Regions from separate parts of the Mus musculus genome. Here region 2 is linked to region 1. The links are chromatin loops, found by intact Hi-C in ENCODE. Cell type or tissue: left cerebral cortex. All regions are shown on one strand.

Region 1 (5,000 bases):
AGCAATGTGGAAGAGTAAGCTGAATAAACCCTTTCCTCCCCAAGTGCTTCTTGGTCATGATGTTTGTGCAGGAATAGAAACCCTTGACTAAGACAGGTACCAAGCACTCTAATGACCGAGCCATCTCCTCAACCCACTTAGTGGTTTTAATTCACCTTTATTTAATAGCTAATGTTGAAAATCTTTTCATGAACTTATTTTTCACTTATTTATCTTTCTCAGTAAGGTGACTGTCTTTCATGACTTTGGCTTATCTTATAATAAAATTATTTGCCCTTTTAATGTTGAAATGTGAAATGTATAGATTCTAGATATTATTCCTTTGCTGAAGGCATAGTTTGTGGATATTTTTACCTGTCTTTATTTTGTGTTTCCATCTAAATAAATTTCAATTTTTTACTTACAAGTTTTAAAATTAGAACATTAAGTTATTTTATGACATTTCAAGTAAAATTACTGTGTATTTTTCTTTATTCTCTTCCCCTTTTCACGCCTGTGTTTATCTTCCTTATAATCTTCCACAGCTTCTTTTTCTCTTTTTTTTGTATGTTACATGTCTTGTTGCCCATCCCCTCACCTTTCCTCAACAACTATATTCCTCCTTTAGGAGCCTTCTCCCTGGTTTCATAACCTATACTTGCACCGACCTCTCACTAGTATATGGAGACATTATAAGCTTTGATCCACATATGGGAGACTATTATAATATACTTTATAGATCTATCCATTCCTGAAATTTTCATGATTTCATTTTTCTGTGCAATGAGTAAAATGATACTGTGTGTATGTACCACATTTTTGTTATCCAATCATCCATTATGGATATCTAGGCTGCTACCATTCCCTAAATATTTTAATTTATGCAGCAATAAACATGAATGTACAAATCTCTTTGTGGCAGACTATAGAGTCCTTTAGATCTATGCCCAATCATGGTATAGCTGGGTCACATGGTTCTATAATTTTTCCAGAACTTTTCATATTATTTCCATAATGGCTATATTTGTTTACACTTCCACCAGCAGTGAATAAGAGCGCCTCTTTCCCCATATTCCCTGCATTATCTGTTTCAGGAATTGTGTTGGGCAGGAACACTAACAATACCTATCATATGTCTAACTTAGCAACAGGTCCAGAAGTACTAAGATTACTATACCACGATTCCTACTCTTCAAGGACCCAAGATGAACTTGAGTAGCAGATACAAGAACCAATAACTATGGCAATGTGGTAATAATTGGGGAAGAAACAGAAACTGTTAATCGATAGTGTGATCATTTTGCTGGTGCTATAAAAGATCCCAAGACCCATATGGACAAAAGAAGTGACTCCCAAAGATTCATATCATGATCCGTGGAATGGGTGCACCCATACACATACATACACAAAATTAACAAAGGTGAAAATCTTTCAAATGTGTTTTAGTTCCAATGGTTTATTCAAACTGGGAGCCTTTAGTCCTCCAAGATATCACAGAAAAAAATGTGAAGTTATAGGGGGAGAATCCTTTTGCTGTTATTCTGAAAAATCCAAGATTACTCAGAGGGCATGAGATTCCGATTTTGAAGTTCTGGGGTGAGAACAGTGCCTACAGCAATCTCTATTTGATCAACTAAGTTACACTACCATTTTCAGTTTGTTGCTAGTGCAAACATTTCACTGGTGAGAACCAACATGACGCAAGAGAAAAGGCCCTGAAGTTTCAAACTGGAACATTCTATTTTAATCACTCCACGTTGACACAACTTGGCCTTTGCATCTTCATGTAATGCTATTATGGTGAGCATCCTGTGGTACTTAAAAGCCAAATGACCATCTATGGGTGTTTGGTTTTTGTTTTTTTGGTTTGTTTGTTTGTTTGTTTGTTTGTTTGTTTGACAAAAGGATGTTCAAACCTGAAATGAAGAGCCATAGCCTGGAACATTTAATTATCCATGCTTTGCCTTTTTTTCTTGAAAATTGTGTGAATTCCAAACACCTTGCAAAGTAGACTTCATGCTTTGAGACCAGATCCAGAGTTCATGAAGGCTTAAGAAAAGTACTTCAGGGCTGACGAGATGGCTCAGCAGTTAAGAGCACTGACTGTTCTTCCAGAGGTCCTGAGTTCAATTCCCAGCAACCACATGGTTGGCTCACAACCATCTGTAATGGGATCCGATGCCCTCTTCTGATGTGCTTGAAAAACAGCTACAGTGTAGTCATATAAATGAAATAAATTTTTTTTAAAAATTTAAGTTATTTCAAATAAGTGAGCAAACTCAAAGTGTTGTGACAGACACTTGTGCTCCAGGGAAGGTTGTATGGGCTAGATGTCAGGTGGAATCCATTTTAAGATACACACGTAAAGATGCCTGCGGTGATCCGGGGTCCTCGAGGAAAGCCAATAGGAAAGCCTTCTAACAGACATCCTTGCCCTTTGTAACTATTAAAGGTGCAGCACACAGGCTGCAAGTCACTTCCATGAGTCAACCTACCTTCCCCAGTTTCCATCTAGTCTTTGCCCTCTGTCATTGTCCCAGGAACTACAAATTTGTCCAAACTACAATCTGGCTATTGCAGAAATATACAAAGCTGGTTTACACAGCACGATGGTCTCACCCTTTTTCCCCCCTCCCACAGTTTCAGTCTTTAACAGGCACCAACGTAGCCACACCCCCCTCCCCGATCCTACCAATCAACTGGGAGGCCCACCATCCCTGCTGGCCAATTCCCTTCACAGTGCTTCTGCAAGTCCCGCCCACTCACAGAGCTACAGGGAGCTGTCCCTCTACACTTGCTGCACACGGCCCCCCACGCCCCTCCTCGCCGCACTGGCGACAGTGCCACGGGTCCTTCTGTCCTGGAGAAGAGGTCTGCAGTCACGCAAGGCCTGAGACCTCCCGAGCGATTCTAGGCAACCGCCTGCAAGAGGAAAGGGAAAAGCCACCCAGAGCGCCAGGCCTTCTGACCCCGGAAGTGGTTCTCCCCTGTACAGTAGATAGGGGCGGGCCCAGCCGCCGGTCTAGCCCGGCATGCCCCGGGCTTCCGGTGACCTCTGGCCCTTTTCTGTCGTCCGCTCCTGCTGCTTAGCGTGCTCGCTCGCGCGTTGCTTTCCCTCCACGCTCCCGGCTTCCTCCCCACGCTGCCCGGTGACCGTGGCGCCCGCGACCGGCGCGGCGGCGGCGGAGGACAGTCGTCATGGCCGCCTCTAAGCCCATAGAGGCGGCGATGGCGGCGGCTGCTGCGCCCGGTTCTGGAAATGGAGTGGGCGGTGGCGGTGGGACTGCGGGCCCCGGCTCGGGCGCGGGGACCCTGCCGCGATGGCACGTGGCGCTGGCCATCGGGGCGCCCCTGTTGCTGGGTGCTGGGGCTATGTACCTGTGGAGCCGAAGGCGGAGGCGCCGGGAAGCGGGAGGCCGGGGCGACGCCAGCGGCCTGAAGCGCAACAGTGAACGGAAGACCCCCGAGGGCAGGGCCAGTCCGGCCCTGGGCAGTGGCCACCACGACGGTTCTGGGGACTCCCTGGAAATGGTGAGAAGCCGCCCGGGCCGTAGAGGTGAAAACGAGCGGATGCAGCTTTTCCTTGACCCGTTGTGCGGGTGAGGGGCCCTCCCACCGGTCGGAAACTGCCGAGTGACTTTAGAGTCGTTTCTGGTTGCCTTTATAGGGAATGGAATAGCAGCTCCAGGCTGGCTAGCGTAGAGACGTTCTTTGACAATTTCCTTTGGGATCCAACAGAATACTTTGCCTTTCTTCTAAGTGACACAGCATTTATCCCTAGTATGTAGGTATGGGAAACATGCACAAATATAGTAATTCCATTAAGCGAAGAAAGGCAAATTTCACGGAACGATTGGAGTTGTACCGTGAGTTGTTATTGTGTTTCCCAAGACCAGAACTTTGCTAAGAACCTTTTAAAAACAAGCCATTTTTCTTTCGGAGTTTCTCTCTCGCTCTGATTGTGTGTGTGTGTGTGTGTGTGTGTGTGTGTGTGTGTGTGTTTGGGGAGGGAGATTAGCAACTATTACAAAGTTCAAAAAAATCATTAGGTAGCTTTGTATATAGGAAATAGTTCAGTTTTTAAGGAACTGTGCCTCCCACCCCCACCCCCGCTGCACATCTTAAAATGTTCTATTTCACCTGGACATATATATACATGTGTCCAAGCCTGATAAAGAGTCTCTGGTGTTATAACAAGCATTGGAGTGATAAACTGCTCTATCGGATCTGGTGGTCAGACTATTAAATCTTTTTGACAAGTTTGACGGCTGTGTGGAGAATTGGCATGGACTGAGATTGAGTGAGATAAGGGACTTTACTGGGTCAGGAATTCTGTGGTGGTATTACCAGAGTAATCCAAGTTCAGAGAAACTTACAGGTAAATAAATACCAGGTATGTGCCTGAGGAAATTCTTTATACACACGCATCCTATGTGCACTTAACACTCATGAGAAAAACTGTACAGTTAAATGAATGGCAGGCATTTTCATCCCATTCAGCCTGAAGACACGTTGTTCTTTTCCTAAGTAGCTTCAGAGGCTCTGGTATATGACTCCAGGGATAGTACTTACTGTGTGTGAGTCACCGTGCTAGCTAGCAGGAAGGCTGTTTGTTCTCTCCTATGGGGAAGTTAAACAGCCAATTTCTAACCAGAACTTACAATGTTGGAGGGAACCATGATCTTTGAGAGCTGAGGAGATGCCATTCTACATTGTCCTGTCCAGCATTGTTATTTTGGTAAGCTCAGTTTATGTCATTGTCATCCTGGTAGGCTAAGAGGATTAAAATATTTGGTCCCTTCTATTTCATCCAGCACTAAAATGTTAAACCAAAGTTTTTAGGATGAAAGCCCAGCACTGGCAGCCCCAGCAAACTATGATGAGCAACCACACTCCAAGAAGCCCTTTACAGAGATAAATAATGGCAAAAAGCAAAGATTTGTTTAGTGTTGCCATACTGGAAAGAGGGATGGTCAGTTGGTTCCAGTAACTTCCAAGTTTTTAGGTTACTCACCAGACCT
Region 2 (5,000 bases), 110 kb after region 1:
CCAGACCTATCTTTCTCTTAAGTCAAGCAGTGCTAGTTATTATTCCCCAAATAAATCCTTAATTTTCCTGCCTTTGCCTCCATTTCTGCCGTTTCTTTATTCTCTTAACAGCATAGCACAATCTGGGATTTAGCCTCCAGCTCTGTAAGGTATTTAATATTTGAAATATGGCTAGACCAACTGAAATTCATGATAAGTATAAAGTGTACATAAATCTTTTCATATGGGTAAAAATTAAAAACTAAATCTGGTTGTGGTGGTATACACCTTTAATCCTAGAGCTTAGGAGACAGAGGTCAGACAAGGCTATATAGCAAGTTCTGGACCAGCTAGGGCTACACAGTGAGACCCTGCCTTCAAACAAATAAATAAATGAAAAACTGCTTTTAAATAATGAGCACATATTCAAATAATACATTGGTGTTGGATATATTTTTTTTAAACATAGTAAAAGTTCTACCTGGTTTTTGTTATTGTTTTTTAAGTTTTCAATGAGGCAAAGGAAAGAAATTTTAATTAATTCCTTCCGTAGCTCACATTATAGTGACTATTTTGAACAATGTTAAGGTAAGTCTTACTGATGCTTCAGAGTCTAACTCACACACCAGTGCCTCCATGAGCTTTTGTAATGCATGCTGAAATGGTTTCTGCCTCTTCTGAACTCCCACAACACTTATTTACAATCTCAGAGAACAAAATTAACTTTAGCTTGCTACATGTGTACCTGTCAGTCCCCAGAAGACCAGCTACTCAACTGCTATATCGTGTATTCCTTTCTGTTATTTCTATTGTCCTCAATTAGTAAAGTACAAATTTACCAAAGGCTTGCATTGTGTGTAGGTACACCGTGACAGTGATATATAAACACTGTGAAAAACAACAGCAAAATCCATGAGTCTTACACCTGGTCAATACAGTTAGATCAACTGTAAGATATACACGTGCACACACACACACACACAACTTCAAAAGTAGAAGTGTCCACCAAAAATTAATGACCCTCAGTGGGAAAAATAATGCCTACCAAAAAGGTATTGGCAGGGTTGGGGATGTATCACAGTTGGTAGAATGCTTGTCCTAGCACACAGGAAGCCCTCGGTTCAATCCCCAGCCCAACACAAACCAGGCAGGATGGAGCTTACAAGCCAGCACTCGGGAGGAGAAAGCAAAAGCATTGGAAGTCCACAGTCATCCTCAGCCACTCAGAAAGTTCGAGGCCAGCCTTGGGCTACATGAGTTCCTTTAAAAACCAAATCTTCCCACAGCCCCAGAGACACATGCAAATGCCCGGGAGAAACAGTAACAAAATTCAAAACGCCCTCCAAGTCATGAAATTAAATTGTGAGGAAAGTGGTGGGGAAGAAAAAAAAATAATAATAACAAATGTTAGAAACTGTTGGGAGATAAACAAAATTAATAATAATAATTTTTTTTTTTAAAGACAACCCTGAACTACGTAGAAGGAATCTTGCTGGGTGTATCTCACGACCTCTGCACTGTCAAAGGTCGCGGTGGTTATTTCAAAAGATCTCATTTCAAATGGTCTGAGATCTCCATCCAAGAACTTCCTCCTTAGTGCGCCCATTCCAACTCCCTGGCTAGGGACTCGGCGAACTCAGTGGGGAAGCCACTCTCTTCGCTGGGCCAAGCGGGAGGACCTGACTTAGGCGCAGATCCAGGATGGCCCCTGAGTCCCCGGGATTCTGCCCCAGCCGCAGAAGCCCGCGGGCAGAGGGGACCCTGAAGCAGAGGGGGCGGGGCAGGGGCTCAGAGGAGGACAGGTGCCTTTTGCTCCACGCCCCGCCAGCCAGCACCTCGGGGACAGGCAGGATGGCGAACAGGAAGAGAAGGGGCCAGTGGGAATTAAACCTGGGCTCGCACTCACCAGCTGTCCCCGCCCGACGTTGACAGTGGCAGAAGCTCTTCTCCTTCCGCCATTGCTGTTGACGTCCACGTCACTTTGCCGAAAAGTGGACCTGGCACCGAGACTGTCTCAGAGATTCAGTGTCGTAAAAGGAGTTATGAAGTCTGAGACTTGAGACTCACCAGAGCGAAAGAGGGAGGAGGCGAGGAATTGGAAGGATGCAACGTCACCACGTCTCTAGGGCGAAAGGCGGAGCCCGGAGCTTTGCGAGAGGGAGAAGATTATGGAAGACCACAAATCCCAGGATGCCAAGGGCCCGCGAACGGAGTGGGCGGGGCACAAGGCTTGTGGGCGGGGCCGACCCTGGGGAGTGGGAGGGGTTCTCCGGGATGGGGCGGGGCGCCACGCTGCGGGCAGGCGTGGCTCAGAGGAGACTCTGAAAGTGAAGCATCCTGGCTTGGCGTCTTAATGTTTGGGTCTCTGGCTGTCCGGTGTGAGCCAGAATTGAGAATCCCAGCTAGTGGAGAGAGGAGGGCAAGTATGAATTCACACAGAGAAGGTAGGCTGAATAGAAAAAAAGGAAAGGACATACCACATCATTTGTAAAGACCATTCAAAAAAATAAAAAGGCCAGGGACTTAGTAAACCATACAGCACTTGCCCAGCATCCTCAATGATTCAATCACCAGAGCTACAAGAAAAATAAAAATACACGAAGGACTCTGTCAAGCTATCCAGTTAAGAAAATTATACTCTAGTCTTCTATCTTAAATATGTCTTCTAACAGCCAGGAGAATCAACTGTAGTTCTGAAACTGAAATTCCAGTTTAAAAAATCAGTTTAAGAAAGCTGCCGAGGGGGGCTGGTGAGATGGCTCAGTGGGTTAGAGCACCCGACTGCTCTTCCGAAGGTCCAGAGTTCAAATCCCAGCAACCACATGGTGGCTCACAACCATCCGTAACAAGATCTGACTCCTTCTTCTGGAGTGTCTGAAGACAGCTACAGTGTACTTACATATAATAAATAAATAAATCTTAAAAAAAAAAAAAAAAAAAAGAAAGCTGCCGAGATCCTTCCCTTCCTAGCCAAAGTCCCATTTGTCCCTCTAAATGGGCCTCCTTGTTCCGCACCCAGGTTTCATCCACAGTACCAGTATTACCAAAACACTAGCCCCTGGGCTATCTTTGCCTAGTACAGATTCAGGGAGGAGCTGAACAAATATTTTTAAGCCCAGGAACAACGATGCAGTTAACTACATGAAATTTATGGATAAATCTGAAAATGCCATTGTTAGATGAACCAAACAGATTACAAACAAAAGGCATCGTTTATGTTTGATATCAATATATTAGCAATAGATGCATGCACACTGAGAAATGCAGGGGTAATGTGTAGAAAAACTGAAAACAATTAAGTTTTAGATGGGGCAGGAATGACCAGAAATAGCTTTAATTAAGTAAAGTAAGTTTCTGTTCGATTGGTTGGCTGGTTATGTTTTGTTTTGTCTTTTGAGACAGTCTCACTAGTAACCTTGAGGAGCTCAGAATTTGCTTTGGAGACCCGGCAAGACCAGGTTTGGCTTGACTCCGGGGCTGGTGTCTGTGAGCTCCTAAGCGCAAGTGTTCTTCCTGCCTCCGCCGCTCAAAGAAGCAGTACGAGAGGTGTTTGCCACTATATTGGTTCTAATGTTTAATATTTCATTTTTAGGAGCTGAGAGGTACCTTCAAGGGTATCCATCATTTTTTTTTCTGAAATATACTTTGGTACCTAAAATGCTCCAGAATTTTAAAAACTATTTAAATAATGTAGCACAGCTGTCCCAGTGATAAACCAAAACATGATGGCTCTCCTTCCAAAAAGAGACAATAAAAAGCTGAACATTCAATTCCAAGCCTGGAGCAGATGTGTAAGGTTCAGTTCTTCATTGTGAAAATTCATTTTTACATAGAATGTGGCTATAGATGACCGTTTTAAAAAATAAAAGGTGTGGCGGCTGGAGAGATGGCTCAGTGGTTAAGAGCACTGACTACCCTTCCAAAGGTCCTGAGTTCAAATCCCAGCAACCGCATGGTGGCTCACAACCATCTGTAATGAGATCCAATGCCCTCTTCTGGGGTGCCTGAAGACAGCTACAGTGTATGTATATATAATAAATAAATAAACCTTGAAAAAACAAAAATAAATAAAAGGTGTGACTCTAGGTCAGATCGCCATTCTGAGACACATATCCTCTGATGGATCCCTTCAGTTGTTCTGGAAGGCTTGCAGAAAAGTGGCTCAAAAACTACTCAGTGACATGCAAGCAATTGTTCACCAGTCAAGCTCATTCTAGCCTTCTATTGAAGTTCATTTTTATTGTAATCAAATTAGTGACTATGTTATAGTCTGTTTGGTAAAATATTCTATTAACGTATATTACTTATTCCAGATGGTGGAGGTGTACTTGGGAGGCAGAGGCAGAGCAGATCTATGTGTTCAAGGTCATCCTGGTCTACAAAGTAAGTTCAGGACAACCAGGACTACACAGTGAAACCCTGTCTCAAAAACAGATGATATCTGGATAGATATATATACATACATACATATATATATATATATATATATATATATACTTTTTTTTCCAAATAGTTTTTCACTCTGTGCAAATAGCTTAAACCTTCCTTAGACTTCTCCTTAACCTGTTCAGAACCAACTATGTGGGCATCCAACCTGTGCAAGTCTCACAACATTAATATGCTTTTGGTTGTCATTCTTGAATAGGTTCCTCTGATTCATTCTCCCTGGTGTTTGCCTCATTGTGGGTTGCTAATATGCAAGCTGCTGGGAGATCGCGTATTTCAGCTGTACGTAGGTCTTCTGCCCTTTCTAATCTTACTTTTGTTCTTTCTCAGCATCATCTTCCTTTACCTTGCTTGGTCTTCTGAAAAACTACCCCACCACACACACACACAAATACATGGGATTATCGGTAAGGAGGCAGCTGAGCTAGTGTGGAAGCTAGTGTGTATAGTTCTGGTTGTGAGTCCTCTCATCAGAAGGCCTTGCTTTGGCCCTTGCTCTGGCTCCAGCTCTAGTTTCCCACGTCTCCCAACACGCCTCATTCCCTGTGATCACAATGTCTTTACTGCCCACAGAA

What was found. A loop is a pair of places that touch in the nucleus more often than their neighbours do. Peaks named below come from ENCODE experiments on the same cell type or tissue, not always from the same donor. Only the 100,000 strongest peaks of a DNase experiment are listed, where the experiment ranks them.
Region 2: it touches region 1 in a loop (10-fold over the local background); 3 of 42 quality-filtered maps call a loop at or near these places.

Annotation. Positions count from the first base shown.
Region 1 is chr16:57,118,685-57,123,684 of GRCm38, forward strand. It overlaps Tomm70a (translocase of outer mitochondrial membrane 70A), which reads left to right and starts at 3,030. Exons shown (of 12, transcript NM_138599.5): 1 at 3,030-3,510. The coding sequence starts at 3,178. In left cerebral cortex, no CTCF peak of the experiment used is centred here; DNase peaks (open chromatin) are centred at 2,418, 2,720, 2,966, 3,481 and 1 more place; H3K4me3 peaks cover 2,838 bases; H3K27ac peaks cover 1,767 bases.
Region 2 is chr16:57,229,429-57,234,428 of GRCm38, forward strand. Tbc1d23 (TBC1 domain family, member 23) reads right to left here and starts at 2,038. Exons shown (of 19, transcript NM_001358433.1): 1 at 1,886-2,038. The coding sequence starts at 1,938. In left cerebral cortex, no CTCF peak of the experiment used is centred here; a DNase peak (open chromatin) is centred at 2,095; H3K4me3 peaks cover 1,797 bases; H3K27ac peaks cover 584 bases.